Linked DNA regions of Homo sapiens: region 1 is linked to region 2. The links are chromatin loops, found by intact Hi-C in ENCODE. Cell type or tissue: psoas muscle. All regions are shown on one strand. Links, peaks and the distances in the headings refer to the core of each region. The heading gives the core; the rest is flanking DNA.

Region 1 (15,651 bases), core at 3,869-11,868, 170 kb before region 2:
AATATCAATTACTGGCAATCAGCTAGTGAGAATCCAGTTCTGCTCTCATCTTGATTTCATCCCTCATCTCTTCTAGAGAACTGAGGGAAAATAAATGCACCAAGAACTAACATGGGATTTTGGAAAGACAGTAATGCCCTCAACAGATGATTTCAAAACATTTGCTGTTTGAGGAGCAAATAAAGCATGAAATAAACAGGTGGATGAGGTTGGAAGAAAGGAGGGAGGTGAAAACTCCATGCCACTGTTTAATTCTTTCACTTCAGAAATTCTACTGATTGATTGGTGATTTGGGGAGTGGTGAAGAGAATCCATAACTGATATTTGTCTAAAAAACTTGGTCCTGGTCCAGGCATAGTAGCTTATGCTTGTAATCTCCGCAATTTGGGAGGCAGAAGCAGAAAGATCCTTGAGCCCAGGAGTTCAAGTTTGCAGTGAGCTATGATCATGCCACCGCACTATAGCCTGGGTGACAGAGTGAGACTTTGTCTCTAAAAATAAATAAAAAGACAACTAGCTTTTTCTTTTTTAATTTTCTTGATTTCCTTAACTATTATATTCTCATTTTCTTGTTTGATAAGAATCAGGGGTCTGCCAGTCAATTTGTTATCTTAGACAATGCCACTAATGTTTTTGGTCATTTAATCCAGAGAAAGAACCCCCAGCTGTTTTGTTTGTTTGTTTGTTTGTTTTGTTTTGTTTTGAGGCAGAGTCTTATTCTCACCCAGGCTGGAGTGCAGTGGCGCCGTCTCGGCTCACTGCAACCTCCACCTCCCAGGTTGAAGCAATTCTTCTGCCTCAGTCTCCTGAGTAGCTGGGATTACAGGCATGCCCTACCACGCCCAGGTAATTTTTGTATTTTTAGTAGATACGGAGTTTCACCATGTTGGCCAGGCTAGTCTTGAACCCCTGACCTCAGGTAATCCACCCGCCTTGGCCTCCCAAAGTGCTGGGATTATAGGCGTGTGCCACCACACCCAACCACTGTTTCTCATATTTGAAGAGCCAAGTGTTATATCTAGATAAGCATATGCTTAGAAAGATTTGCAGACTTTACAACACCTTTTGCTGGTTTTGCCCCCTTCTTTATCTTAAATTTGTCTTTTTGGTGCAGTGCACTCTAAACTTTCTAAATTTAAATTTATATTTAAAATCTAAAATTTGATAGCCCAAAAATGTCTTCACAGTAATCCCTCAACTTCATTTGTTTATTTTTTAATGTGAATTTCAGTAATGATGAATGTCCCATGCCCTCTATTCAGTGGGCAGGATCTAGAGGTAGAGCTAGTTGGTTTTACTGTTGGTCATATTAACAAAGAATTGCTAGGTCACCATGTCCCTCTCATTCTTCTCACATCCCCTCCTCAATTGCAAGGCAAATCATCATAACTTTTTCTCAGTAATGATGGATATTCCGTGCTCTCTATTCACTTGGCAGGGTCTGGTGGTAGAACTAGTTGATTTCACTAACAAAGAATTGCTGGGTCACCATGGCCCCCTCATTCTTCCCATATCCTCTCCTCAACTGCAAGGTTAACGAACATCTCTCTCTCTCTCTTTCTTCTTCTTCTTTTTACTGGGTCTCATCACTCCAAGGTTCTTTATTTTAAGAAAGAAAAAAAAAACTGACTAGAAGATTAAGGACATTAGTTTTCTGTGGATTGGGAAGATACAAGTTAATTTGAACTTAAGAAATTTGTAATTGCATCACTACCTGTGGTGTTGTCCGGTGTGACTCTACAAGTGGGCAGAGGGTTACCCATATCAGAATCACCTGTGGAATTGTTCAAATCAAAGCTTCCTGTGTCCCACCTCTGATCCTTCTAAATCAGATCCTCTGTAGGTCAATGTGTAGTTCCCCCATTTCCCATTCCCACCTCCATGAGTTTTATGTATGCTAAGATTTGAAAGCCACTGATCGGCCTATCTCTAAAATCCTAGATTACAAATGAAGACATTAGGAAATATATGCAATATTAACCTCCAGCAACTGTCACAAGTTTGGTCAATAGTTTTTCTGAAATATTTTACTGCAGTGACTTTAAAACTTTTGACCATGACCTGCAGTAAAAATACATTTATAAACACATTGAACATCAGTGCGCACACACACACTCAGACTCACTTACAACGAAATACAACTTACCCTTACTACCTGCAATGCACTCAGATCTTTTTACTCTTTCTTATCTCTCTTTCTCTCAATCTCACACTTTCTCTTTTTCTTTTAATGCTTTCTAAGACCCACTAAATTAATTTCCTAGCACACTAAGGTGTCATGACCTACAGTCTGAAAACACCAACTTTCTATATGAATATTTCTGAATTCAAAAACAGAACAGAACAATGATCATCTCTAGATCCTTGGATGCACCACCAATTGAACTCCTAAGGAGGAAATTCACAATGCTTCCAATGGATTCGAGTTTACCTAAGATTATTTTTGGTACTAACCAAGAATGATTTTTTCACTGCTTTTTTTTCTTAAGTGGTTGGGCACCAGTCTGTCCCTACTAAGCAATGAAATCTGATGCACTTACAGTTTTCATACAGTGGAAATCTGAAGACAGGCAAAAGGCAAATTAAGAACACTGAATGTGATTCAGTTACTATTTTAAAAAATAGACATTTATCATCACTTCCCAATATTATTTCATTGTGATAATTGAGCTAATGTTGTTTGCTATATAAAGTATTGGAGGAAAATAAGTTAGAGATTATAAATGTATTTAAAATATATTCTTGTAAATTTGTATTTTATTTTTGCATCAGTTTTGGATTGGGGTTAAAGGAGAAAATAGTGGTTTTCTTTTATAAAGAAGAAAAATTTTAAAAACTGCTTACCAGGAATTTAAATTATTAGTTTTATTAATAACATTAGTTTCATAAAAACTAGATAAAATGTTGCTATTTTGTATTTCTTAATTTACCAAACATAAATGTCTTTGATTCCTAGGAAATTAAAATTTTAAGGGCTAATTCCCCTTCATTCAAGAAATATTTACTGTGATGAAGACATGTTCCATGCAGAGGAAATGGCCAATGCAAAGAGCCCCTGACTGGAGGGCATTTGGCACATTCTAGGAGAGTGAGGAGGTAAGTGCAGTGGGAGCAGAGTGAGGAAGGGGAGAATAGGAAGAAGCACGCTTAGTGAAATAACAGTGGACACAATCATAAGGGATCATGTAAGCCTTTGTAAGGACTTTGGTTTTCGCTCTGGGAGGGGAAACCACTGGATGGTATATAATACAGCAGTGACGTAATCTGACATATTTTAAAGACACTCTGGGCTGGGCGCTGTGACTCAGGCCTGTAATCCCAGCACTTTGGGAGGCCGAGGCGGGCATGGTGGCAGGCACCTGTAGTCCCAGCTACTCCAGGGGGCTGAGTAAGTAGAAGCACATGAACCAGGCAGGTAGAAATTGCAGTGAGCCGACGTCACGCCACTGCACTCTAGCCTGGGTAACAGAGCGAGACTCTGTCTCAAAAAAAAAAAGAGACACTCTGGAAGCTCTGTTGGAATAGACTGTTGGGGGGAGGACAGGGGTAGTGGCAGAAGCAGACCTCATAAAAGGCTACTGCAGAAATATGATCAAGAGATGATGGTCATTCGTAAAGATGGTGAGAAGTAGTAAAGTTCTGAATATATTTTGAGGGCAGCATCAGCAGAATTTGCAGGTGGTATGGATGTGACATGGAAGAAAAAGAATGTAGGATGACTCCAAGGTTTTTTTTACTTGTACAACTGAAAAGATAAAATCACCATCAACTGAGACAATGTATCAGTTTTCTATGGCTGGGTTAAGAAACTACTCTAAAGGAATAATTATGAAACATCAACTCTTTTATTATGCTCTAGGATTCTATGGGCCAGGAATTCAGACAGGGCACAGTGTTGATGGCTTGTCTGTGTCCTGGCTGGGATGGCTCAAATGGTTGTGGGACTATTTGACTTGAAAGGCTGGAGCCTGGAATCATTTGAAACATTGTTCACTCATGTGTCTGGCACCTGCGTTAGAATGACTGAAGGCTACATCAACTAGAGTACTTACATCCGGTCTCTCCATGTGACTTGGACTTTTCACAGCGTGGAGGCTGGATTTCAAAGGTGAGTGTCTGAAGAGAGACCATCTCGAGAGTTAACATGCCAAGAGGGAGCTTCTAGAGAGGAGGTGTTCCAAGAGAATCAGACAGAAATTGTGTAGCCTTTTATGACCTTACCTCAGAAGTCAGAGCTTCATTTCTACTGTATGTATCCTATTGATCAAAGTAGACATGAGCCCACCCAGATAAAAGGGCAGGGAACCTAGACCACAGTTCTTGATGGAAGTAGTGTCAAAAAAAAAAAAACTTGTAGTCATTGTTTTAAACTACCACAGATTGAAATACTGTGGCTGAACAGGAATGGGGAAGATGGGGGAAGATCAGGAGTTTGGTTCTAGACATGCTGAGTTTCAGGTGCTTATTGATCCTCCGAGTGGAGATATCAAGTAGGCATTTGTGTATATAAACCAGAGTTGAAAAGATGAGTCTGGGCTTAGGTATAAATGTAAAGGTTGTCAGCCTATGAGTAGGATTTAAAGCCCATGATACTGGATAAAATCATCAAGAAAGAGAAAGTAGATAGACAAAAGAAGAGGACAAAGATGCCAGCAAGGGAGACAGAAGAACAACCAGTAAAGTTGCTCTCTTTTAGGCAGGAAGACACCATATCAGGAAAAAGAGAGTGAACAACTGAGTCAATTGCTGCTGATGGTCAAGTCAGAAGAAGACTTGGAATTAACATAAGATCTAGCATCATGTTTGTGTTATGTATAAGATATTAACATTGATTGCAGATGCCCACAATGTTTATGATCTGACTGAATTCTTTAGTGGAATCACAAAAGTTCAACATACTCAGATGTGTACAGTAGGTTAGTAGAGTTTGTAGGGATAATTATGGCAACATATTTTATATTTCCTAAATAACTTTAACTTGAAAAATTCCTATGAGGACAGAGATACTAAAGTACAGTGGATGCTATGTTTAGTCTCACTATGCAATTTAGTCTTGTCTCTAAGATTAGACTTCTAAACATTCTTAAGATTTTGAGAAAGAGAGGGAGAGAGAGAGACACTCATATTAATAGGAAAAATTGCCAAGATATGTCCTAATTTTTAAACCAAATATTTTAAAATATTTTAGACAAAAGTTTATATCTAGGAATCTACTTCTAGATTTATTAGTCTTTACTGATTTAAAACTTTACAAAATAACAAATAATAGCTTTCACCTTTTTAAAAACTATTTTAAAAGACTAATGTAAGGTAATTTACTGCAAAAGACAAATATCAATACCAACACCTAGTTTTAAGTTGGAAAATGTGAAATAAAATCTTATGTAAAATACATCAATACCCAACAATATAATAATAATGTAACATAAAATTACCATGTCATTGGTGGGACACACAATTTACTAAAGTGTAAAAACCATAACATAACTCTTGGAATCTCTATAGAACTACAAAATATAGTTGATGCTTGAACAATGCAGGCATTAGGAGTGGCAACTCCACAAAGTTGAAAATCTGCATATAACTTTAGACTCTCCAAAAACTTAACTTCTAATAGCCTACCATTGACCAGAAACTTTACTGATAATGCAGTAGATTATCACATATTTTGTATCTGCATTATATACTGTATTTTTAAAATAAAATAATCTAGAGAAAAGTGAGTATTGACGGGGCATGGTGGCTCATGCCTGTAATCCTAGCATTTTGGAAGGCTGAGGTGGGTGGAACACCTAAGGTCAGGAATTCGAGATCAGCCTGGCCAACATGACAAAATCCCGTCTCTACTAAAAATATAAAAATTAGCTGGGTGTGGTGTCAGGCACCTATAATCTCAGCTACTTGTGAGGCTGAGGCAGGAGAATCGCTTGAACCCAGGGAGGTGGAAGTTTCAGTGAGCCGAGATCACACCACTTCACTCCAGCCTGAGCAAAAGAGCAAGACTCCGTCTCAAAAAAAAAAAAAAAAAAAAAAAAAGTGAATGTTAAGAGAATCATAAGGAAAAGAAAATATATTTACTACTCATTAAGTGAAAGTGGAGCATCCTAAAGATCTTCATCCTCATCATTTCCAGATTGAGTAGGCTAAGGAGGGGGAAGAAGAAGAGGGCTTGGTCTTGCTGTCTCAGTGGAGGCAGAGGCATAAGAAAAACGTGGATAAATGGATCCATGCAGTTCAAACCCCTGTTGTTCAAGGGCCAGCTGTATGCTTAAACACATCCCTGGGGGTTGTAAAACTAATGTTACTGTTGTTTTCATTTTGCAATTTTTCCATCTTGATATAAAAGCAAAAGTAAAGCTAATCTATGTACAATTTATTATAGGTCAACTGAGAATGGCAGAGGACTCATCCCACCTTTGCCACATGGTGACTTGCCCCACTCCCCCAGGTGACCTTGCTCGTGCATGTGGATATTTGCTCAGATTAAGAATGTTTCCCACAAAATTGCTTACTCTCTTTCATTCTGTCCGTGGTTGCTTGTGGTTTATTTGTTGATAACTGAGACTATTTAAAGATTGCCAAAACAAAAGCCATTTCTTTTCTCCCCGAATAGCCTCATTTTTTCTATTCCCTTTTTCCCCTCCTATTAACATTTCTGGGGACTCTAAAGCAGAGCTCAAGATGGTTCAGGACCACGGAGAGCGCAAGGAAGGGGAACTACCAAAGCACTTTAGTCATGCAGGTGGGGAAAGAGATGATCCTAAAATTGTTTTTATTTTTCTGTTTTTTTGAGAGGGAGTCTCGCTCTGTCACCCAGGCTGGAGTGCAGTAGCACGATCTTGGCTCACTTCAACCTCCGCGTCCCGGGTCCAAGCGATTCTAGCGCCTCAGCCTCCTGAGTAGCTGGGATTACAGGTGTGCACCACCATGCCCAGCTAATTTTTTGTATTTTTAGTAGAGACTGGGTTTTGCCATGTTGGCCAGGCTGGTCTCCAATTCCTGACCTCCAGTGATCCACCCCCCTCAGTCTCCCAAAGTGCTGGGATTACAGGCGTGAGCCACCACGCCCAGCCAATAGTGGAATTGTTGCCGGACAATATTTATTTAAAAGACATTATTGTAAAGAGTAACAGTGTAATTCTGGCTCCTTGAAATTTGAGGGGAATGATTTTTCTGGACATTCGACCAGTGCTTTCTAAATTTCTCCACTGAATTCTATCTAATGACAGATGAGAGGACACTGAAAGTAGGAGTAGCCATAAGTCACCAGTGCAAAATGTCTTTTGAAGTTTGCATTTATTGATTGCTACCATTTATGTAAAGTTTTACAGTTTTGACAGTCATAGGGTTCACCAATCCACCATAGAAGAGAATTAAGTCATGCGGACACAGCAGGGTTTAGAATGGATGAGTAGAGGAGTGTGTGCAGGCTCCAGTCCCCAAAGTCTCTAGGACTGTCCTAGAACCTGCAGCTCATCTGTCAATTCTGTCAACTACTCAGGATCCTCTCAAGAATTATCCCCCCATACCCACCTTTTAAATTTCCTCAAGCTAGTTTCATTTGAGTTTTGTCACTTGCAACTGAATGAGCCCTGCTAATGCAGATAGATTCAATTGAGAAGGGGAATTCTAGGCTAGGAGTACAAGGTTACAGGCAAGGAGACAGGAACATAGCTTGGGATTTCCTGGGGCAGTGAGAAAACTGACTTTAAAAAAATGGAATGGTTTCTAAAATGTTTGTACAACTTCTCTGTATGGCAATGGGGTAGGAGTATAAATTCTTTCAGCTTCTTCTGAGGGCAGCTGAACAAGAAGTATAAAAATTTTGAATGCTGATAACATTTGACCTAGCAATTCCATCTCTAGAAATAAATTCTACAGTAGTAATCTTAAAAACGTATTCACTGAAATGTTATTTTCTCATAGAAAATGTCGAAACAACATATGTGTCCATCAATAGAGAACTTGCTAAATGATTTATACTACCTTTACATATTGAAATACGCATAGCCGTGGAAGATAATTTAGTAGATCTATATGTCCCATTATGGAACAATCCCCATGGTGGGGGGAAAAGTAAGGTGCAGAACTGTATCATAGATGTTCTCTCTCTCTCTCTTTTTTTTTGGAAAGCACATGTATGCTTTTATATACACAGAAAAATTCTAGAATGGCAAACAAGATATCTTTGCAATAGTTTTTTTCTGGGAGGGGACTCATTTAAAAAAATTCTCCCATATTGCTTGTTTTGTTTTGTTAAAGACATCCATGTATTCCTACTTGGGTTAAGCCATGATAACTAAATATGATTAAAGTTCAGAACAATAAAAACCTTAGAGATGTATACATAAATATCACTTGCTTAGGAATTTCTAGGTAGGTACTATTTTAAGCCCTCTACATATATTATTTCATTCAATCCTTGGAGCAACTCTAGGAGGGAGGTGTTATCCTCTAATTGCAGATGAGGTTGATGAAGCTTAAAGAGTAATGATGCCTTGAGTCCATCCTCTGGCTCCAAAGCCCTTGTATTTAACTGTTCTCCCTTTTGCATCCCTGTGCTAAAGTGACTTTGCTATAATATCCACAAGGAAGAATTTCTGTGTAAAAATTAGACTTCCTTGCAGGCAGTCTATCAGTGATATCCAATAAAGACTCAATAATGGCTAACAATACAAACCACACACACAAGAAAAACTTCTCCTTTTGTGCCAGGTACTTAGATTAGGTGTAGTGGTTTTCTTAAACTGATTATCAAGGTAAACACCACCTCATACATTTCAGCAGAGAGCAGTGGTTTCTCTCTCCAGCAGTGGGAGCCATTGAATCAGGACAATGCCACACAGTTGGGCTTTCATGTTAGATAGATCACTCTTGTGGTTTTGGGGGATGGCATTATAAGAGAGGAGACTGGAGACAGGGGGGCTATTGTCATGCAGATTTGTTGGATGTCCACCCAGCATTCACTTTTTCCATCTTTTGCCAGGGGTACACTACACAACATCACCAGTCATTTCATAGAATGGCAATTAGATTAGGCTTAGGTCTGCACTGCCTTCCTTCACTCCGCTCTGTCACTTGCCATCATTGTAAATGCTGACAACTTAGTGCCTTTCATGCTTCAAGTATCAATAAGATAGGAATAGTAATAGTATCACATTGAATTATTGTGGAGTTTTGAACAGATGATACTTGTGTTATCAGTGCTCAATAAATATTAGCTGTCCTCTTCCTTATTGTTGTTGTCCTCAACTATGTATTTTAAATGGGATTAGTCACACAACTCCTCATGTCCCCCACCCATTAATACCTGACTCCTTTGCAAAACAAAGCATAGCATATGGTGGTGGGGATTACAAAATCGTTACAGAAATTTCATATGTAAAAAAGGGGCAAGAGTTGGCCAGTTTGACACTTCCTTAACCTATTTTATTTTTCTTAAATATTACAGTATCACCAGATATACTTTCTATTTATTTCTTCTCTGAGAGTATGCAATTTGTCTGATGTGTTGCCTGCTGTTTTTGGGTGAGTGATAAATATGAGTTCTATATAGGGGGTGAAGAAAGCATTCCATGAGTGGGACTGTATGAACAATGGAGAAAAGTCATGAAGGAAAGATGGCATTCCATGTGGACTCGAGTAAAGTGAACATGATATCTTGTCTATAAGGGGGATCATACATTTAAAGCATTCAGCAACCTGTAACCAACACAACAGTCTTTCCAAGAAGAAGAGAGTATGAGCTTTTAGAGGGGAAGAAAAGTATCCTCTTCCCTTGAGAAGCATTCAGAGCATCTAGTATCACACTTGGGATATAGCAGGCATTTGGTACTCAATTAAAGAATAGAATGTGATTAAATAACTTTGAGGGCCCACATGGATGACTTTGAATACGGATCAAAAGTTTGGACTTAGCTTGTCAGTAATGAGGAGCCTTTGGTATGATCAACAGGAGAAGTAACATAGCACATCTGAGATATAGAGTAAAATGGAAACCTTGAGCAAAGGTAGGCTAGTTAGGAGTCTGTTTCAATAGACCAAAGGAGATGGAGAGCATGAGGGGCTCAGTTAGTCTTGTGGTGGTGGAAATAAAGAGGAAAAAGCAGGTGCAGAAAACATTCAGAGGAGGAAACAATGGGCTGTTGAAACAAATTGGATATTTGGGACAATAGCAAGAGAAAAGTCAAAGATAACTGGGATTTTAATCCTGAGCAACGGGTAGGCTAGTGAGACATCTAATCACTCTCCCCGTCTCCTTCCCTGAAAGTTAATTACTCACAGAAAAAGCATTAGCCAGAAGTCAGCATGTTTACATCAGTTCCTTAACCCTGCAAGTCCACATTGGTGATGCAGGTGGCCAAGACAGGTGCTGCACACACTGGATTACAGCATGGAAGAGGAGCCCAGGGTCATGGAGGCACCCAGCAAGTGGCAAAATATGGGCACCTTGACCTACTGGGTTGCCTATGTGACCAGCTACAGAAGCTGCTCAGTATCAGGAGCTGGAGCTGCCTGCAATCTGGCCACTCAGCAAGAATTTTCAGAGACTGTTTCTATTCCATAGTGGATGCTCCATCCAACACCATTCTTTTAAAGTGCGCACATCTGATCACTTTCCAAGTATAAATGGCCTGAATTTATTTTCCTTTCTTTACCAAAATCCAACCTAAGTAATTTTTTTCTTTCCATACTCCTTATTCATGAACTCTAATTGTTGGTAACTTTGAGAGCATTGGTCATCTTAATTTCTTACCACTAATGACATGACAAGTTAATTTCTGCAATAAGAACAGCTAAAATTATTTTTATATCTTCTAACATAATATTTTGTCATGAATGCTTTCCTAGAATCTTCCTTCTGGAATCCTACTTTTTATGTAGTTTGGAGATTCTCTTTTCTAAAATAAAGATTAGCATGTAAGATAATAAAGTTATTATATATTTCATCCAAACTGTAAAAATACATTGAATATTTTACTTCTTAATTCCTCTAGGTAATATAAAAGTATTTTAGACAGTTTTATATTGTATTAATTGAAGCATATCAAAGTTGATTGATTTCTAAAGACTGTGAACTCAACCCACATAAGAGGAGGCAAAAGTAAAGATTAGAACTTGCCATTTCTATTCCAGTCCATTAATTCTAGCTTAAGCTATTTCTGATAAGTGTGTACTCTGGAGAAAAAAAAAATGTTATTTGAAGAGTGGCCACTATATTTGTTTCTGGCAAAACTAAAGTTTTAAAATTCCAGTTCCTCAACAAATGGAAGATGGAATTTTCCAGTTCTTCAAAGTATGATTTTTAGGACTTGCTACTAAAGGTTAAATTTTCTCTCTCTATTATAACATATTCATGGATCCTTTAGACATTAAAGTAAAGTTGGAGTGGAAGAGTAGAAAATAACAGAATCTATTTATTGCTTTAGGTTTTCTTATGAATTGCCCCCTGCTCTGTCTCTAGTTTGTGACATGATGCTGATAGCATGTCTGTTAGTGTGTAGGTGACGCTGCCTTCAGCTAGAAGCTGGATTCAACAACATTAGGCTGACTTGCAGGCTACAAAGCCTCTGACTAAGGTCATCACATCTGGCACCAGATTTGATGTCAGGAGCTGATGTTCTTTTCACCTTCTTCCCCCATGAACTTCTTAACTTAGTATTTCTAAGGATATTATACAGTGGCATCGTGCTGACTTAGGCTAGGCAGTGACAAATTTAATGTTACTTCACCTCTGCCAGGGTGAATTCAAGACCCATCACCGTGCCCAGAAACCCAATAGCACATTTGAATATTCTGAACTGCAAACCTGGTTGCATTAACAAGAATAGTATGGGAATGGTGGCAAAAAAAAAAAAAAAAAAAAAGAAAAAAAACAAGTTGTGCAATAAATTATCAGTTTATTTTCTGGAGAAGGTTACTTTGAAGGTCACAAATTTCTTCTGTCTAAGGATCCTTGGAATGGTTTAAGAAACAGCCTACTTATGGTCAAAGTTAAGAAATGAATAATCTCTTAAACTATGCCCCATATCCAAGACTCTGTTGTTTACAGATTATACCAAGAAAATATAAAACATAGGTCTAGGCCAGGCACAGTGGCTCACGCCTGTAATCCCAGCACTTTGGCGGGCCAAGGTGGGTGGATCACCTGAGGTTAGGAGTTTGAGACCGGCCTGACCAACATGGTAAAACCCTGTCTCTACTAAAAATACAAAAATTAGCTGGGCATGGTGGCAGGCACCTGTAATTCCAGCTACTCGGGAGGCTGAGGCAGGAGAATCATTCGAGTCCAGGAGGCAAAGGTTGCAGTGGGCCCAGATAGCACCACTGCGCCAGCCTTGGTGACAGCGCAAGACGCCATCTCAAAAAAACCACACACACACGTCTAATACCTTTTTCTGAGGGACAACTTGCATTTTAGTTCATTTCTCACTGAAGCAAAATAACAATTTACATTTAAATTGTGGTTTTCCTTAAACATAAGAAAATGTATAGTTCTTGAACACACCAGTCTATTGGCATTTTCTACAGCTAATGCTTCCAGTGTCTAAAGTGGTGTGACATCATCTATACCACCTTCATTATACTATTTTTGTCCTGTGTAGGTGTGCATAGTGAGCTATATACGCCTAGTAATATGTTTATTCCTTGTGTTTAAGAGCAGGCAAGGTCAGAAGTTATACTAATTCTTTGGGGATGAGTTCATTGGTCAGTGTCATCAAATAACTTTTCTGAGAGCTAAAAGTTAGTCCAGTTATTGGCTTAACCAAAATGCCTAGGGTGTTACGGTAAATGATTGTTCAGTTCAGTCACAGACAGTTGATCTGGTAGGCCTAGTTGCTGGTGTTCTAATTAATGCCTTATAGTAGTCAATCAAAAATAACTGGGCACCGATCAGGTACATTACACTGATACTCAGCAGGGAACCAAGAGGAAATAACCCACTAAGGCATTAGCTAAATGAAAAGCAACCATAAACTGGAAGCTAATGAGGTAGACATTTGTCATTATGAAGTATCAACCTGAAACTATGTAATTGAACAACCCAAATACACAGATGAGTTCTGAATCACCCAACCAAGCAGGGATCCAAAGGATCCCAAATTCGCCCTGTTTAAACGGAGCTGTCTCTGCCTGGAAGAATAGGGAAGATAATAGAAGTTAAGGCTGGCAGTTAAATGACATTGAAGCCAGTATATTCTCAAAGAGAGAAACTCCACTCATGTTTATGTGTGAATCATTTGGGGATTGGGGTGCTCACGCAAAGTTAGATTCCTAGGATCCGCATGAGACCTAATAAATAAAAAATCCAGCATGCACCTTTTTAACAAGCTCTTCAGTGAATTCCGCAGTCAGTGGTTTACAGTTCACATGTTGACAGATACCCTTTATGGTTTCACATAGATCCCTAGGTCTTTCCTGTTTGTATTGGTAAAGTCTAACTTAACTGCATTGTTAAGGTTATACAAAGGCTAGTTTAAAGGTATAGGAATTCAGAATGATATGATAATTTGGAGGGCATTATTTCTCCTATTACTTGTTTGAATCAGGAGTTGCAAACTTCTGGCCTGCTGGCCAGATGTGGTTGGTCCATCTATAGTCTTTTAAGTGGTCCAAACAGTATTTTTTTTTTTTTTTTTTTTTTTTTGAGATGGAGTCTCACTCTGTCGCCCAGGCTGGAGTGCAGTGGCGCGGTCTCAGCTCACTGCAACCTCCGCCTCCCATGTTCACACCATTCTCCTGCCTCAGCCTCCTGAGTAGCTGGGACTACAGGCGCCCGCCACCACACCTGGCTAATTTTTTTTTTGGTATTTTTTTAGTAGAGATGGGGTTTCACTGTGTTAGCCAGGATGGTCTTCATCTCCTGACCTCGTGATCTGCTCACCTCGGCCTCCCAAAGTGCTGGGATTACAGGTGTGAGCCACTGCACCCAGCTCAGTATTTTTTAAATTATTTGCCAACGTTAAACATTAGAAGATGATACAGCAAAATCTGAAATTCTAGTTTCTCTTTAAAAATCAGATGACCTGGCCGGGTGTGGTGGCTCACACCTGTAATCCCAGCACTTTGGGAGGCCGAGGTGGGTGGATCAGAAGGTCAGGCGTTTGAAACCAGCCTGGCCAACATGGTGAAACCCCGTCTCTCCTAAAAATACAAAAGTTAGCCAGGCGTGGTGGCGGGCACCTGTAATCCTAGCTACTTGGGAGGCTGAGGCAGGAGAATCGCTTGAACCCGGGAGGTGGAGGTTGCAGTGAGACGAGATTGCGCCATTGCACTCCAGCCTGGGCAACAAGAGTGAGAATCCATCTCAAAACAAAAACAAAAACAAAAACAAAAAAACAAAAAACAGATGACCTGAGAGCACTGAGCCATGATTTCTACAAGACCTCAGTCAGCTAGAATTGAAAAGCAGCTGCCCCTTTCAATGTGTAGTTTTCCATAGTCCCATGACTCCAGATCATTTCCCTGACACCATGGCCAAATGTCAGGTGCCATTTGTCACCACGATGCTTCAGATGCTCTCTTCCACCCGGCCCACTTGACTCGTTTATATCACCTGCCTATATCCTCTAGGCACTTGAATTTATGACCCCTGTCTTAAGGGTACTTCAAAACCAATTGCTTTTGAACAGTATTTGATGATGAAGACAGATATTCCACATTCAGACTTATTCTGATGCATTCCCCTGGGATCCACATACTATGCTCCTGGGCAGAATCTGGGCTAATTCATTTAAAGAATGCTCATTAATCAAAAGAAAGTCCAATCTAACTCAAGTCTTTCTAGGAGACTACACAATTTGCCATGTCTAATTGATGTACATATTTTATTTTCTATTTTCTACAGCGAAAGGAAAGATACTGCTTAAGAGGCTGTTGTTTTACAGAAAACACAGCTGTTTACAGTCATTTACAAAAATTTAACCATTTTAAAAACCACTCTAAAATACTCATCCTTGTGTAATTCTGATGTGTCAATGTAGGTTCATCAATTGTAACAAATATACCCTCTGATGGGAAGGCTGATAATGTAGGAGGCTATGCAGGGGGTGTATGGGGAATCTCTGTACTTTCTGTTTAATTTTGCTGTGAACCTAAAACTGCTCTTTTAAAAAAAGTCTCAAAAAAATTTCATCTGAAATAAATCTGAGGTGCTTAACAGCCCAAGAATATTCAATGGTCAATATTCCCTATGTTTTTTCTACTTCATAAAAAATATAGTTTAAAATATTTCACATTATTGCTCAGTAGAACCTTGAAAATTGAACATGCTATCTTTTTTCCTAGGTCAAATATGACATGGCATTGCAAAATAAGCCTTTCCCCTCATTACTTTCACTCCCTTGATTATGTGCACTAAAAACAAGTCTCAAGAAAATCCAAGGTAAAAACCTGTTGGTAAAATATTAAGTTCAGGTTTAAATGTGAAAACTACATATTGTGTGTGTTTTTTTTTTTTTTTTTTTTCTGAAAAAAATTCAAGTCTCTCTTTTAGCTAGGGCAGCTGAAGATCTGTGGGTGCATTCACAGTAATTTAGGTTTAGGTTTCAAGTCTCTCCCATTTTGGCACTGTGAATTTGAACTAGTTACTTTGTTTCTGTAAAATGAGATAATAATCCGACCTCATAGACTCATTAAAAGGATAAAAGT
Region 2 (15,651 bases), core at 4,820-12,819:
AAGTGCTGCAGGCACAAGGTACTATGACTTGGGCCTATCGGGTAGGTGTCTGGAGTGAGGCCTCTTGGCCCTGGGTCACAAGGGCAGTGATAAATTTCAGTGACCACAATACTGCTCTGATATTTTTCCCCACTTGGTGGCATTTTATATATAAAACTGAGGCTTCATTTATTTTGACCCCCTCCTCCCATTGAAAGAGCCATTATCTATTTCTTAGAGGCCCCAAACAAACAGGGTGGATGGCAGAGGCCTCTTGTCTGGCACAAGACTCGGGTTCCTGGTTTACCCTTCAGGCTGGGATAAGGCTGGCCTCACAAGTGAGACTCAGAAACAAGCCACTGCTCTCATGAATGCCTGTCTTCATGGAAAAAGGGATCTTTTTGGTCATTTGTTTCTGTGCCTTTGTTCTGGAAATGAGGAACTTGAGGCCCAGAGAAGTCAAGGAGCATCATTGGATGTCTCGCGTCTCTGGTTTCCCAGTTCAGTTTGTGTCTCCCCTTCGGCAAGCTCCCCCTCCCTTTAGTTTTGCATTTAACACAGTCTTGCCTTCATGACTGCCGCCTCCTTTTTTTCTGTAAACACAAATATGAAGTGTATTTGCTTTGCTTTTCAGCCTTGTCTGCCCCACTGAGTGTCCGAAATAGCCGGCTGGAATTCATGAGAATGTTACGTCTTCAGATGTTTATAATCCAAAAGAATCCCTTATGGTTTTTAATAATAAAACAACTTAGATGTCGGTATTTTGTGTTGGAAAGGCGAGCAAAGTTCACAATGCAGCAATTACAATGCAGTGCATTATGTATAATTTGTAGCCTGCCCCAGGAGCAATGGTGAACCGTGAAACACCATCCTGGCCCTGTAGCATAATTAGCAGGATCAAACGCTGCACAGGGAGAAGCATAATAGTTGTCATCCGAGGTAAATAAAAGTAAGGAAAAGTTCTGATACACCCCAAATTATATAAAGAGCAGCCCCTATATCAGGCTGCAAATATGTCAAGAGTCTTCATTGCTAATTGAAGAAATCTTTTGAGGTTTAGCAGCTCATAAATTCACACTGGGAATTGGCCTATTGTTCTAAGTCTTGTCTTTGGAATGTAACAGTTGTACTTTTATATTGAGTTCCTCCAATAGTACCATTGTAAACATGAAGAGTTTGCATTTTAACGTAAATTTGAACAATGTGGTTTTAAAAGAGTTCACCACATCAAAAAGAGGCTGTTTGGGCATGTTTTATGCATTCTTTTCTCTATAGTATTTAAAGCTATAAATGACTCATAGAAGTATGTTCCATTTAGATCTGTCATGTTGGTGTAGTGTCCTCACTGGAGCTTGTACTGCCCTTATTTTTTTCTACTGTGAGATAATTATCTGAAAACAGGTCTAGGCCTTTTGCCAAGTCACTTGCCCTTAATCTGTCTTCAGATCCATAGAAACAATTCTAGAACGCTGTTACACTTGGACTAAACAGCAACACATTTTGTGCCTTTTCATGATCATCTTTTTTTTAAAATTCAAATATTCAATTTGTACTCTTTTTTCTCCATGTACCAATTACAACCCTTCCTATAGCCTGCTAGCCCCCCATTAAAAATCTCTAATTTTTTGCCAAGCCACTAGTTGGAGTAGAGAAAGGTTGGATGGTAAAGGGAAACATGTGTGTACTGGTGTCCAAAGCAAACTGGCGGAATATGAAGAGTGCTGGGCTTGGATCTGACCCCTGGACATATGGACCATACCGTTTTCTGGTGTGAGACCTCAAGAAACTGCCCACCTACGTCGAGCCTCAGTCTTTACATCTGTATAATGAAGGCAATATTTAGCACTCTACACCTCCTTCCATTCCTGCATTTGTTCATTTATTTGTTCATCCCCAGGCATAGAATGTGGACATAAACCCTCACTGTCCTTGCCCCCATGGAGCTCACAACGCAGTGAGAATGCACGCTGTCAAAATGATTAGATTCACGAGTAATCACTAACCATGGCATCATGTGCTGTGAAGGGAGGGGATCCTGTGAGAGCTTCAGGCAAAGGACCCTCACTGGGGGTGATCAGAGGACACAGTCACTTCCCTGGAGAAGTTGTGTTTGAGCCAAGAGCTAGAGGACATGAAGCAAGGAGAGATGTTTGTTTTTGAAAAGCTCTCCCAGCTACTGTGTGGAGAATGGCTGGTAGGAAGACAGGAGCGAGTGTGGGGAAATGGTTTAGGGTTGTGTTAGAGTTCTTCAGAGGGACAGAAACCAATAGGATGTAGGTATGTATAAAAAAGAGTTTATTATGGAGAATCAGCTAAGTGATTACAAGCAAAGTCCTATGATAGGCCATCTGCGGGCTGGGGAAAGAAAGAAGCTATTCGTGTGGCTCATTCCCAGTCCAAAAGCCTCAAAACAAAGGAAACCTGCAGCGCAGCCGTCAGTCTGAGGCCCAAGGCCCAAGAGCCCCCAAGAGGCCACTGCTGAAAGTCCCAGTGTCCAAGAGCTGAAGAAACTGCAGTCTCATTGTTGTAGGACTTTCTCCTCAGTTCAGCTAAAAACTAGGTTCTTGTCACACAACCAGGAAAGATAAGGCTTATGGACACATAGAAGGGTGAGAAAAGCAGAATTTATTGGGTGAAAAAAGGAAAAAACTCAGCAAAGCAAGATGGTTCCTGTTAACAGGCCCCCATCTCACCAATTGAATCCCAGGTCACCACCCAGGAACAGGAGGGGCCAGGCTCCTCCCCCCTGCAAATGGCTGGAACTTCCCGAGACCCCACCCCATCCTCCCATTGCACAGGTCAGTTGGAGATTCTCTAGGAGCCCGTTTTACTTGGCTGGCTCATCATATTCAAAGGCAGGAGGAGAGGAAGCAAGCATCCCGCACAGGAGGAGAGAGGAAGAGCAAGAAGACTCAGCAGGCTGGGTACCCTTCTACCGTCTGCCCTGTTCTAGCCATACTGGCAATCCACTGGATGGTGCCCACCCACATTGGGGCGCATCTTCCTCTCTCAGTCGCCTGACTTGAATGTCGGTCAGTCTCTGGCAACTTTCAGAAACACCCAGGAGCACTGCTTCACCAGCCATCTAGTCATCCCTCAAGCCAGTCTAGTTCACACCTACATTAACCATCACAGCGGTTTAGGCACTGGTCTAGGCCCATGATACAGGTGACTCAAACATAGTTGGTGACAGGACAGATAGAGAACAATGGACAAATTTGGGAATGTTCAGGTTAAAATGACAGGTTTTGATGGATTGAATTTGGGGACAGGACGAGTGGAAGAGGAAGGTGTCAAGGAAGACTCTAGGGTCTGGGCTTGTGTGACTAACCAGAGGGATAGTGGGGGCATTTCTGAGAAGGGCAGCCTGGAAAGGGGGTCATTAGTGTAACAGTCAGCACCACTTACCTTTCATTGCTTTGACCCAGGTGCTCATATCCTTTAATTCATTTGGTCCTCAGAACACACCCATGAGCTAGATTTTACAGATAAGAAAATTGAGGATCAGTGAATAAAGTAGCTTATCCTAGGACACAAAATAAGAGGCAAAGCCAGTATTCAACCTCAGCTCTTTCTGATTCAGAACCCATGCCCTACTCTCGTTCCCCACCAGAGCGAGGTAGCAGAAGGGCAGCTTTGTAAGACACCGGTATCCACTCCAGATTTGGTAAGCAAGGTTCTAAGCAGAATGAAATGCCTGGAAGAGAAAACGGGAGATTTGGGGTGTGGTTCTGTGCCTCTTAGCTCTTAGGAAAACCATTTACCTTCTCTGAACTTCCATTTCCCATCTCTGACATGAGCAAGTCAGATCTACCATCCTGAAGACACCCCTCGTGTTCTGGAAATGCATGATATTTATGATGTCATCCTGGATGCATCTCATACACAGTCTCCCATCCACACTTAATTAAATCTGTAGGGTTCCTTATGGTCTTAAAACCATATAGTCCTTTCTCTGCTAGCTTTTTATCTGGCCAAAGCACATATTTAGATACTTCCAATGAAGTTCAGAGAGCAACATATTCCTCTTCCCTTATCTAAATCTTCAGTTACCCAAGATGAGCCTAATTCTAGGTTCCTAACTTGGGATTGATGTTTAAAAAATTTAGTTCTGGAGTTTTCTTTTTCTGTTCATAAAATGTTTTATTTTACTAGAATTTATAAATAATTAATGTCTATTAATAGGCATGTAGGAATAACTCATTTTTTGTTGTTATTGAATATCTCTCCGTAGCAGAGACCATTTTAAAATAATTTCTGAGTTTAATTCTAGTTCAGTTTGAGACTGAGGCAGGCCATTTCAAGGGTGTAAAACCAGTCTGAGACACTCCTTGGCCTTCCTGAGGCTGGATGGGCTTGTTTGTAAGAGATGTTAGGTTTCCATCACTCTGAGTAAACTATCACAAGGACAGAAAACCAAACACCGCATGTTCTCACTCATAGGTGGAAATTGAACAATGAGAACACTTGGACACAGGGTGGGGAACATCATACACTGGGGCCTGTCATGGGGTGAGGGATGGGGGAGGGATAGCACTGGGAGAAATACCTAATGTAAATGCCGAGTTGATGGGTGCAGCGGGCCAGCATGGCACATGTATACCTATGTAACGAGACCACACATTGTGCACATGTACCCTAGAACTTAAAGTATAATAAAAAATAAATAAATAAAGGAGCTCATTGAACTTCAAAAAATTTTTTAAAAAAGGAGCTCATTGAACTTCAAAAAAAAAAAAAAGATGTTAGTTTTCAGTCACAGGATTGTCTCCTGCCTCTGTAGGTTAGCACACACAAGCACACACTCATGCAAACACATGCAGGCACACACATCCATGCACTCATCCACATGCACACACATACACACACACACACACACTTTCTCTAATGGGGAACAAGATTAGGATTTGGGAGAGGGATAATGAGTTAATCAGACCTAAAAGAACACACAAAAAGTGGTTAATTAGACTCAGGGTTAAATGCCATCAAATACAGAAACAGGCGTGGTTTTAAAATGACCATCATACTTCTCAGACAGTTTTTCACATCACAGAAACTGGCTTCCCAGCCACCACAATTCTAGGCTAACTCTGACCCACATAAGAATTTCTCAGCTCTGGGGTGCAGAGAGCAAGGGCTCCTGCTTGTTTGTGCATTTCTCCAGATGGCTTCTCACTGCCACGTATCTCATGGAGCTTATCTACTCCAAACAGATAAAGGTTGCATCGCCCTCATGGTCCAAGTTATCTAGACCTTTGTGGAGAAGCCCACCCTGGTTTCCTAAACCACAAGCTGCTGCCTCTCAAAATTCATGGCTATCATACTTTTGATAAGTATATCATTCCTCTTTCACATATTTTCAACTTCCCCCCGCCCTCTTTTCTTTTCTTGCCCAGCAAGCACACATCTGGCCACAGGCCTCACATGTGGTAGGGTTGGGCTGGGAGGTTCCCAGTGATTCCCTCAGCCCTGCCCCTAATGATTTGGTTACCTTTGATACCAGCCATAACTCACTCTAATTGCAGGTTTTTCTCAGAGCAGTTTGTCTTCCTCTAGTTCCACCTGCAAAAGATGGATGCCAGGTGGCTGTCAGCTTTAATAAGGGCTTTGGACCACTGTGTTCTCCTAGGCCGCAGATAATCTCAGGGACAATATCCTAGGTCAGGGATTGTTTTTGTAATTATGCATTGATATTGGTATTTCTGGACCTGTAGTTATATACTAATCAGGCTTATGGTAGTTAAAAAGTAAAGATAAGTTGAACTTTTAAAACATTTAAGACAGCATTCAGCATCAATAGATGTAATACATCTCATATCTCAGCCTGTTTCTAGCTACTGAATGTTCTTTAATGTGGCCAGAACCCCAGAGCCCAGGCAAAGCTTGTGAATTTCATAGACAAAACAAATAGACTGAATTGTGTTCCAAAGTATATGAGTTTGTAGCCCCCACTCACCTGTTCCTCACTATTTGTGTCTCGGGATTTGAGAGCTATTTAGTGGCTGAGGCCAGAAATTGAAATTTGCCCTAATGGTGTGTTAGCTTGTTCTTTCATTCATTCCTCAAGCATTTATGATGCACCCACTATGTACCAGGCACCAGGGATCCAGAGGTGAATTCCCTTGTTCCTAGGACTGGGTGAGTGACACTGGGCCAGTTTCTTCTACTCCAGTGTCATCACAAATAGAATTTTAACTAACGATTGTATTTGTTGTGTTTTTCAGGATAGCTGGGTTGCACTTTTATCTTTTAAAATCTACATCATCCAAGGTTGAGCATAGCATAACCTAGGAAACTACCAGTCTTTGACTCATAGTAAATGTCACCAGAAACCTACTTGTACTAAACCAAATGCCATGCTAGTGCAAATGGTCAAAGGCAAACATAACCACAGAACACACTATGGCATTCCTGTGATCAGAGTTTCTCAAAGTGGGGCATGTGGGCATCCAGCTCACTTGAGGTGCATGTTAAAAAATGCACATTTCTGGGTCCCCCAACAGACATTGATCTGGAATCTTCCATTAGAACCCTAGAATCTGCCTCTCACCAAGCTCCCCGACGTGGATTTGAGAATCACTGTTCTAAATCCAGCATCTAGTATTTAGCCCTTCGAAGCATGCTGTGTTTTCTGCGGGAATGTGGCACGGAAGTATTGGGTAGCTGTGGGACCTGGGGCCAGTTATGTGGTTCACTTTATTTGCTGCTAGTCAGTCAGGCCACCTAGCCTAGGGGCCAGCCACCTCAATCCATTTCTTTTCCCAGGCCCAACAGCCTTGTTTTACAAGACACATGGTTATCTGCAGTAGTTGTCCAGGGTGACCTAAACTTGACCACTCGGGGATGGTTGTTCTCAGCAGAAGTTGCCAACTTTTTGTCCCTTTTCAAAGTTCTTTTCCCACTGGCTTGTCTTTTTTTTTCCTTATTCCTTGAATGCTTGGGATGATGTTTACTTGTACTTTTTTTCACGTGCAAAGGTTAAGGAGTGTTTTAAGAAGATTGAGGTTTCTGAGGGAAATGTTGGCTAATTTCAAATGGTCTTTGATTTCAAAAGTCAATGAAAACATTCCCTTGATCCTTGGTTTGAAGGACTGGAAATTGGGCCATCTCTCTGGTTTGAAACTCAAGTGGAAGGGAGTGAGAAAAAAATAAAACAGGTCTAAATATTATCAAAAATGCTTCTTTATACCTTTAGCTGAACAGAAGATTTGAGAGCCTGGGCAAAACGCAATGGTGTGGGGGATCTTGTTATTTGTGAATGGAGGAACTGTCCCTGCTCGTATAGGAGGGTGAGCCATGCAGCTGGCATTGTGTCCCTTGGAGGGAGGGAGCTGCTGTCTCCGGCAATTATGAAGCCACCACTTAGGACAGAGTCCCAAGAAAGATGTGCTTTCTTCTCCACCAGAAAGCACATCTGTTCACCGCTCTGATCACTGGGGGTCTGCCCAGCAGCTGTGACAGCCAGCACCTGCTGAACTACCAGTTGCCAAGCTGCCAACTTCAAAGATGCTGTCTTAGTCAGTTTAGGCCACCTTAACAAAATACTACCATGGACCCGGTGGCTTAAACAACAGAAATTTATTTCTCACGGTTCTGGAGGCTAGAAGTTCCAGGTACTAATATGATCAGGTTATAGTGGGGTCCCTCTTCCTGGATTATAGATGGCTGCCTTCTCACTGTGACCTCACATTGGCAGAGAGTGCAAGCTCTGGCCTCTTCATTCCCTGATAAGTTTACCAATGCCATCACGGGGGCTCCACCCTCATGTCCTCATGTAAACCTAATTACCTCCCAAAGGCCCCACCTCCACATGCCATCACATTGAGGGTTTGGACTTCAACGTATGGATTTTGAGGGAACACAAATATTGAGTCCATGACAGCCTTCGTGACCTCTCTGAGCCTAGGCGGACCAGGCAGAACAGCAACAGCTAACGCCCTGGGGTCGTAGGCTAAGGAATTAGAAATATTCTCCTGAAAGGAACCACTGGTGCTGGAGACTTTTGCAGATTCCTAGAACTCATGGAATACTCAATTTATAAGCCCTGGTCTTGTACATTCACTCAGTGCTAGGCCAGAGAAACCCCCAAGTCAAACCAAGTTCTGAGTGTCCTTAGACAGCAGTGTGCACTCTGAACCAGGCATCAGGCACAGTCAGAATGAGAGCTAGATGGGCCTTTTATCTCACTTCCGCCCTTCTGATGCTCTCCTGGGGGTTGGGGTGGGGGAGGGGGAGGAGGGGCAGAAGCAAAGAGGAGGATTGGGGGCAAGTACAAGTGGGGGGTTTGAGTGAAAATGTGAGCCAGTAACCAGTACCACCTGATTAGGCCTAACATAGATCATTTTGAGTATTACTGCATCCAGGATTGATTGTCTTATTACCATAGATTATGTCTGTTTATCTCCTCTGATTTGGAGTTAGCATATTTAGGAGGCTCCGGATCATTCCTGCAAAGCACTCACTAACACGAGGCAGCATGCACAATAGCAGGAGGAAATTCAGGATTAGAACTGGTTAAACTATCTACATTCATATCCATATCTGTATCTATATCTCTCCCAGTGCCTTGTCAGTCTCCTCTGCTCTGGAAGAATTCTGATATGACATAGAAACTGCTAGATGCTGGCAAATAACTCCTGGGTTTCGGGCCATCTAGACAATAAACAACTCCATAATATTCAATGCAGCAGCCTCTGTAGCGCCCATCTGTTTCAAAATAACCCTAATTCTGCTTACGATGCGGAATGCTTTGTTGACTGGAATTTGTCCTAGTTTTCTTCAGCAGATTTAATGTCATAGGCCTCTGGTTCCACCTGCTGGCAGATATAAATACCAGAATGAAACTCGGGTGGATATGTTCAGTTGCAAGAAAAATCCGAGCTGTAGCTCAATGGTTCTCAAAGGCTGATGTACATCGGAGTCACCCGGGAGCTCATTAAAACTACAGCGGCCTGGGCTCTGTGGGAAGCCCACCCAATCAGCAACTATTTCTTAAACAGCCCTCCTGGTGATTCACACACCCACACCAACGTTAGCAGACCCCACTTCACCTGGAATGAGGGGTGCAGAACCCAGCAAGGTTAGGGATGATTCCAGACCACTATATCCTACTCATGCCCAAGAGTGACAAAGCCACCTTGAGATGCCCACTCCTACCTCTTCCAGTTTATCCAGGTAACTCTTAGTGGCAAAGGCCAAAGCTTTATTCCCTTGGAACTCATTTTAAAAAGAAAAAGTTCAAAGTGGAGAAAACTGATGAAAGCACTACTTATCTAAGTGGTCAAGGTTAATGTCACCAGTGATAAGTCATGTTGACAGCACGTTGATATGTGATGAGGGCATTTCACCTCTATGGTATTCTTCACCAAAACCCATAACCCCAGTCTAACCATGAGGACAAATAGCAGACAAACCAGACCGAATGAAATTCTTCACGATATCTGTCTGCTACCACTCAAGACTGTCAAGGTCATGGGGGTCAAGAAAGGACTCAGAAAGAGCCACAGACCAAAAGAGACTAAGGAGACTTGGTAACAAAATGTACTGTGGTCTCCAGGATTGGACCCCGAACAGAAAAAGGAAATTAGTGAAAAAAACTGGTGAGATCTAAATGTCTGGAATTTAGTTCAGAGGAATGTATCAATGTTGGTTTCTTAGTTTCGACAAATGTACTGTAAGATGTTAACATTTAGGGAATAGACTTGTCTGCAGTATCTTTGCAACTTTTACGTAAATTTAAAATTATTCCAAAATAAAAAGTTTATTAAAAAAATTTACAAGAAAAAAATAACCCCATCAAAAAGCAGGTAAAGGATATGAACAGATGCTTCTCAAAAGAAGACATTTATGTGGCCAAGAAGCATATGAAAAAAAGCTCATCATCACTGGTCATTAGAGAAATGCAAATCAAAACCACAATGAGATACCATCTCATGCCAGTTAGAATAGCGATCACTAAAAAGTCAGGAAACAACAGATGCTGGAGAGGATGTGGAAAATGGGAATGCTTGTACACTGTTGGTGGGAGTGTAAATTAGTTCAACCATTGTGGAAGATAGTGTGGCGATTCCTCAAGGATCTAGAACTGGAAATACCATTTGACTCAGCAATCCATTACTGGGTATATACCCAAAGGACTATAAATCATTCTGCTATAAAGACACATGCACGTGTGTGCTTATTGTAGCACTATTCATAATAGCAGACTTGGGGCCAACCCAAATGCCCATCAGTGATCGACTGGATAAAGAAAATGTGGCACATGTACACCATGGAATACTATGCAGCCATAAAAAAGAATGAGTTCATGTCCTTTGCAGGGACATGGATGAAGCTGGAAACCATCATTCTCAGCACAGTAACACAGGAACAGAAAACCAAACACCGCATGTTCTCGCTCATAAGTGGGAGTTGAACAATGAGAACACATGGACACAGAGAGGGGAACATCACAGACCAGGGCCTGTTGGGGGCTGGGGGCAAGGGGAGGCATAGCATTAGGACAAATACCCAATGCATCTGGGGCTTATAACGAGATGACAGGTTGATGGGTGCAGCAAACCACCATGGCACACATATACCTATGTAACAAACCTGCATGTTCTGCACACGTATCCCAGAACTTAAAGTATAAAAAAAAAAAATTGGGATGGGAGGACGGCACTGAAGAGAGACAAAATGTGTTGGAGGACATTGCCAAGGAGCATAGCATGGCTGCTTCTGTGCCCAGCTGCCAAAAGTCATGAGCAGCTAGCTGGTAGGACAGGCAACAGTCTCCAGAGAAGCTGCTCAGGCAGCTGGCCAATGAGGCAGGTTGCTGGTGTGACACATTTGCACTCTCCCATCTCTCCACCACCTGACGCCTGTGTCTCACTGGGAACAAAACAATCATGGACACTCGAACCTCTGTGTGGGAGTCAGAGGTCCAGGCCCCCCTCTGGGTACAGATGAGGGGCCTGAGGCCCAGGGAGGGAAGTGACCTGTGCCAGATCGTGGTGGACCCCAGATATGAACCCACATCTGGTTGAAGTGAATTCATTTGCCACAGCATTTCTCAGTGACTTGATATATTATCTGCAACAGAGTCATCTGGGTGCTCGTTAAAATGAAGTTCCTGGGCTCCAACCACCACTTACTGCATCAGAATCTGTGGTGAGGGGGTGGAGGGGATCCAATAATCTGCATTTTGAACAGGTTCTTCATTTCTGTGCACACTTCAGATTAAGGACCACTGCAGCAAACTGGGCAATGGTTGCTGTTTGATGGAAACTTCTGTGCATAGGGCCAGGGCTGCTAAAAAGCTGAGAATGGGAGAATCCAGCTGCCACCATTCTCTTAGGATGAAAGTCATAGCAGGTGGCAAGCAGCAGGGCCAGGACCCAGTGTGTTTCAGGAGGAGGCAATATTTTATTCTATTTTGAGCTCAGTGTATTATCATTTAAACACTCTTGCCCTCACTACTCTTTTCTTTTTAAAATAATGTAATTAAAACTTACCCAAAGACAGTCTCAAGATCAAGAAGCAAGAGGTTGGGAGTAGGACTCATATCAGGGCCCTGAGGAGGCCACTGTAAGTCTCTTCCCCTGTCCTTCCCTTCCACTGTGCCCCACCTGAACATCTGCAGGAAAACCAGGTCATAAAGAGACAATGGCAAGTCTCCTGGACCCCAAGATAAAGGTCAGAACAGACAAAGGACCCAGATGCCTGGGAAGCCTGAAGCAGGCCGCAGTTTGGACCTAAGGAATCCTTTGAGGCTGCAGGGTCCCTGTAGTGGAGTTGAGCAAAGACTCAGGCCTTGCGAGGTGGATAGCAGCTGCCCGCACTGTGCCAGGCTGGCCCTCTCTGCGGACTGGTGTGGAATCTGCATCAGAAACATCAGAAGAGGCCGGGGGCTCCAGCTGCCCCTCCGAGCAGACACATTGGCCCTGGAGCTTCTGAGAGGAAGGTAGGATTTTAATATTCCGAAGGGTTTTCATACTTTTTCTATCATTTTACAGACCTCATATACATAGATATAGATATATTAAGAGATAGAACGAGCATAGAGAATTATTCCTGTAAGAAGTTACAAACTGTTCTCTATTTTAGAAAATACTTGAGAGTTAACTACCAAGGCTGACTTTTGCAGCTAGACCTATCTATTGCCAAACCTTACTCCTTGTCAAAGGAGATCCTAATTCTAGATGCATCCAGTTATCCAAAATAAAGCCTTACTATTTGCAGTGAGCCTTATTTAAGGCAGAAGATGCATTGTTTCTGCTGTCTTTTAAACAGACCCTGTCTCCAAGTCGTAATTGAGGCAATAATACATTCTGGAGGTTTACACATGCTGATGTAGGGGCTGAGGAAGACAACTGGAACATCTCATGTCTGAAGGAGAATAGGCGGGGATCTAGGTTTGAGTTCCTGACTCAGCCACTGACCAGCTATTTGGCTTTGCCAAGTTGCTTAAAATCTTTAAGCCTCAATTCCTCACCTGTAAAATAGACAAAGAAATTCTACTTGGAGGGATAAGTAGGATAGAAACCACTTATAACAATGTGGATAAATCTCACAAGCATAATGTAAATTGAAGCCACTCACAAGGCATACATATTGTATGGATCCACTTATGGACAAAAATAGGGGAAAAATCTATAGTTAGAAATCAGGATCATGGGTACTGTTGGGTAACGGGGTATAGTAACTGGAAGGGGGCTTGTGGTGGCTTATAAGTGCAGGAAATATTGTGGTATTTTCAGAAATATCCTCATATCTTGATCTGGATATTGGTCTCACATGTCCAGTTTGTGAAAATGAATCAAGTTATACACTTCAAGGTGTAGGGGTAGGGGAGCAGTAAACAGAGTGAGCATGTAGCAATTGTCCCACAAATATTCTTTGTCTCTTTGACTTTTCTTTCTTTTTTTGGGAGGTGGGGGAATTCTAGAAGTCTGACCATATCTTGTCTATATTGCAGGAAACACTGACCTGACATAGTGGACCTGATGTTATAGCTTACTCGATTGTTAACTGGATTATGGCCTGTTGATTTTAAGTCATTTTTGTTCATTAAGGGTCTCCAAAATTAACCAACTGGAGGGGAGAGAAAAGTACAACAGGTAAAGTGGTAAACTAGGGGCTGAGTTGATCTCTATTTCACAATGCAGGGTGCTGACCACTGTAAATCACAGAGATCTCCATTTCAAGGCTTCTTGTTTTGAGATTCCAGATATTATTTCAGCATTAGGGAATCTCCACTGTTGCAGTCTTGATTGATTGAAGGATAGAAATGCGAATGTTTTCTCTCTAAAGTCACATCTAAATATTACCTTTCTCGTAAACCAAAACTGAAATTTCCATTTGTATGAAAGTTATACCATTTTAAGTTAATTTCACACTATTTATAAAGAGAGAATATTATAATTAGTGACTCAAAAAGTAAAGTGTGGTTACTGTCTTTAAGCATCTCCCCTTTTCATGTCTTGCTAAATTGTTAGACCTGGGGTCCCTTCAGGCCTTTTTGGTCTTTGACGGTAAATGACTTAACAACCATCCTTTCAGGGGAGGCATTTTGGGAGCTTTGCAGTTCATGGAATGCTAATAAAGTAACATTCTTGAAAGAGAGAACATGGGTCGCATGCTGCTGCCCTCATCTGACAATAGAAATCCCAGAGAACACTGGTGATTTATTTAGAGGTTTCCTGGTTTAGAAAAAAAGTGATTGCCTCTTTAGCTCCCTAATTTAAGGGAGAGATACTATGCTATCCTGCGACTCCAGTATAACTTCACTGCATGGCATAGTGCGTTCATCAGATCATGGGCAGGATCTATGAATAGCAGCAAATCAAACATCTCTATTTACATGGATGGCGAACGGTAGGGAAAATGGCCATCAACTCATGGTGTTCCTTTTAGCAATTCTTATCTGGACAAAATTGCTTCTCTTCCCTTAGATGTAAAATGCAGAGGCTACTGCATTTTACATAAGGGTAGAGGACTGAACAGTTTTTCATCAAGAACCACAAATCAATAAATTTTATGATCTTACTACTGGTGCTGTAATTGAGGTAAATCATCTTAACACGGGAAGTATTCCTGAGGTTCTTTGAAGCATGCTCACTGCTTCTTTGAGTAAAATTGAGGGCTGACCTCCATTGACAAAAACACAGAGGCAAGGCTCATAAATACTCATATTCTCTACCAAGTTCTTTGGAGCAGGGCCGTTTCACCCAGGCCTGTAAATGTCCAATGTATGATTTAAGCAGAGAAAAGAAGATCTTGGCTGGACACTCCAGCTCTGTCAGTCACCCAGAGGCTCCTTCATGTGACAAAAGCGTGCTGCTTAATGAAAGTCATTAATTACCTTTTTATATCTATTTCTCAGAAGACAGATATTTAGTAACTAGCAACTCAACACTTTGTACAAAACACTGCCAAAGGGTTTGCAAACAGAATTGAGCTCTGTATTTTAAGAAGTCACTGGTTTTGTCATTTTATATATCTCTTTTTTGAGACAGAGTCTCACTCTGTTGCCAGGCTGAAGTGCAGTGGCAAGATCTGGGCTCACTGCAATCTCTGCTTCCTGGGTTCAAGCCATTCACCTGCCTCAGCCTCCCAAGTAGCACGGGATTACAGGCCCAAGCCACCACACCCAGCTAATTTTTGTATTTTTAGTAGAGTCGGGGTTTCACCACGTTGGCCCGGATGGTCTCAATCTCCTGACCTCGTGAACCGCCCGCCTCAGCCTCCCAAAGTGCTGGGATTACAGGCATGAGCCACCATGCCCAGCCCATTTTGTATATCTCTTATACAGAGTTAATTAATGATAGGAACCAAATAGACATTTAGCACATGATTCTTGATGATGTTAGAGATGAACAATCATACCATCCAATGTTCAGCAGGCATTTACTGTCATGTGGCACTCAGCTAATCATTTTATATGCATTATCTCTTCTAATCCTTCAACAACCCAACAAAGGAGCTACTCAGTATTCCCATTTTATAGATAAGGAAACTAAGACCAAGAGCAAGAGGGTAGCCTACTTGCTCAAGGTTGTGTAGCTAAAAAGTGGAGGAGTTGGGATTTAATCACAGGTTGTCAAACTTCAGAATCATGGAAAGGACCCTGGAAGTCCCCTTTTTCAGTAGCCTCCTCTCACGTATGAGTCAACTGGACACTGCTGAAATGAAGCATCTTGTGAAGGGTGTCTCCACGAGTCCCAGGCAGAGCTGGGAAACTATCTCCTAATTCCCTACTAATACTTTTTCCTTTACACTCATGGGGACACCTCCTACCACCCCAAGGAAGCTTGTCCAGATTCTTTCCTGTGTGCTGAACAAATGTGAGTACATATCAGAAACACAAAGATAAGACCCTTCGAGAAAGCCTGCAAAGGATGCTGGAGGTTAAGGAGAGAGGTAGTAGATCATATGACACAAGTGGAAACTATAGAAACAATTTGACACATGAATGCAAAGGTGGGGAAGTAGAAGACAGAGTGTACCTGAGACTGAGTGGACAGCCAGGAAGCCTTGTGCCGAGTGTGGCTCCAACGCAGAGCACACACACAGTAGTCGGTGTAGGTTAGGGGCTGACATCAACTTTGTGATTCTCTTCGAAATAAGTTTTTATGCTTAAAAACATTCTCCTCAGATCAACTCATATTCAAAACAGTGTAGTTTTCAGAG

Evidence for each region. Hi-C counts contacts between places; a loop is a spot of excess contacts. Peaks named below come from ENCODE experiments on the same cell type or tissue, not always from the same donor. Only the 100,000 strongest peaks of a DNase experiment are listed, where the experiment ranks them.
Region 1: it touches region 2 in a loop (4-fold over the local background); 80 of 110 quality-filtered maps call a loop at or near these places.

The regions. Positions count from the first base shown.
Region 1 is chr2:226,804,530-226,820,180 of GRCh38, forward strand. It overlaps a transcript of RHBDD1 not described here. Among named protein-coding and RNA genes, the nearest start is that of IRS1, 13 kb to the left of the region's middle. RefSeq lists an enhancer at 8,629-9,200. In psoas muscle, for the core only: no CTCF peak of the experiment used is centred there; no DNase peak of the experiment used is centred there.
Region 2 is chr2:226,976,730-226,992,380 of GRCh38, forward strand. All of the region lies in intron 8 of RHBDD1 (rhomboid domain containing 1), which reads left to right. It also overlaps a transcript of COL4A4 not described here. Among named protein-coding and RNA genes, the nearest start is that of RHBDD1, 150 kb to the left of the region's middle. In psoas muscle, for the core only: a CTCF peak has its summit at 8,807 (motif pointing left); no DNase peak of the experiment used is centred there; H3K27ac peaks cover 362 bases.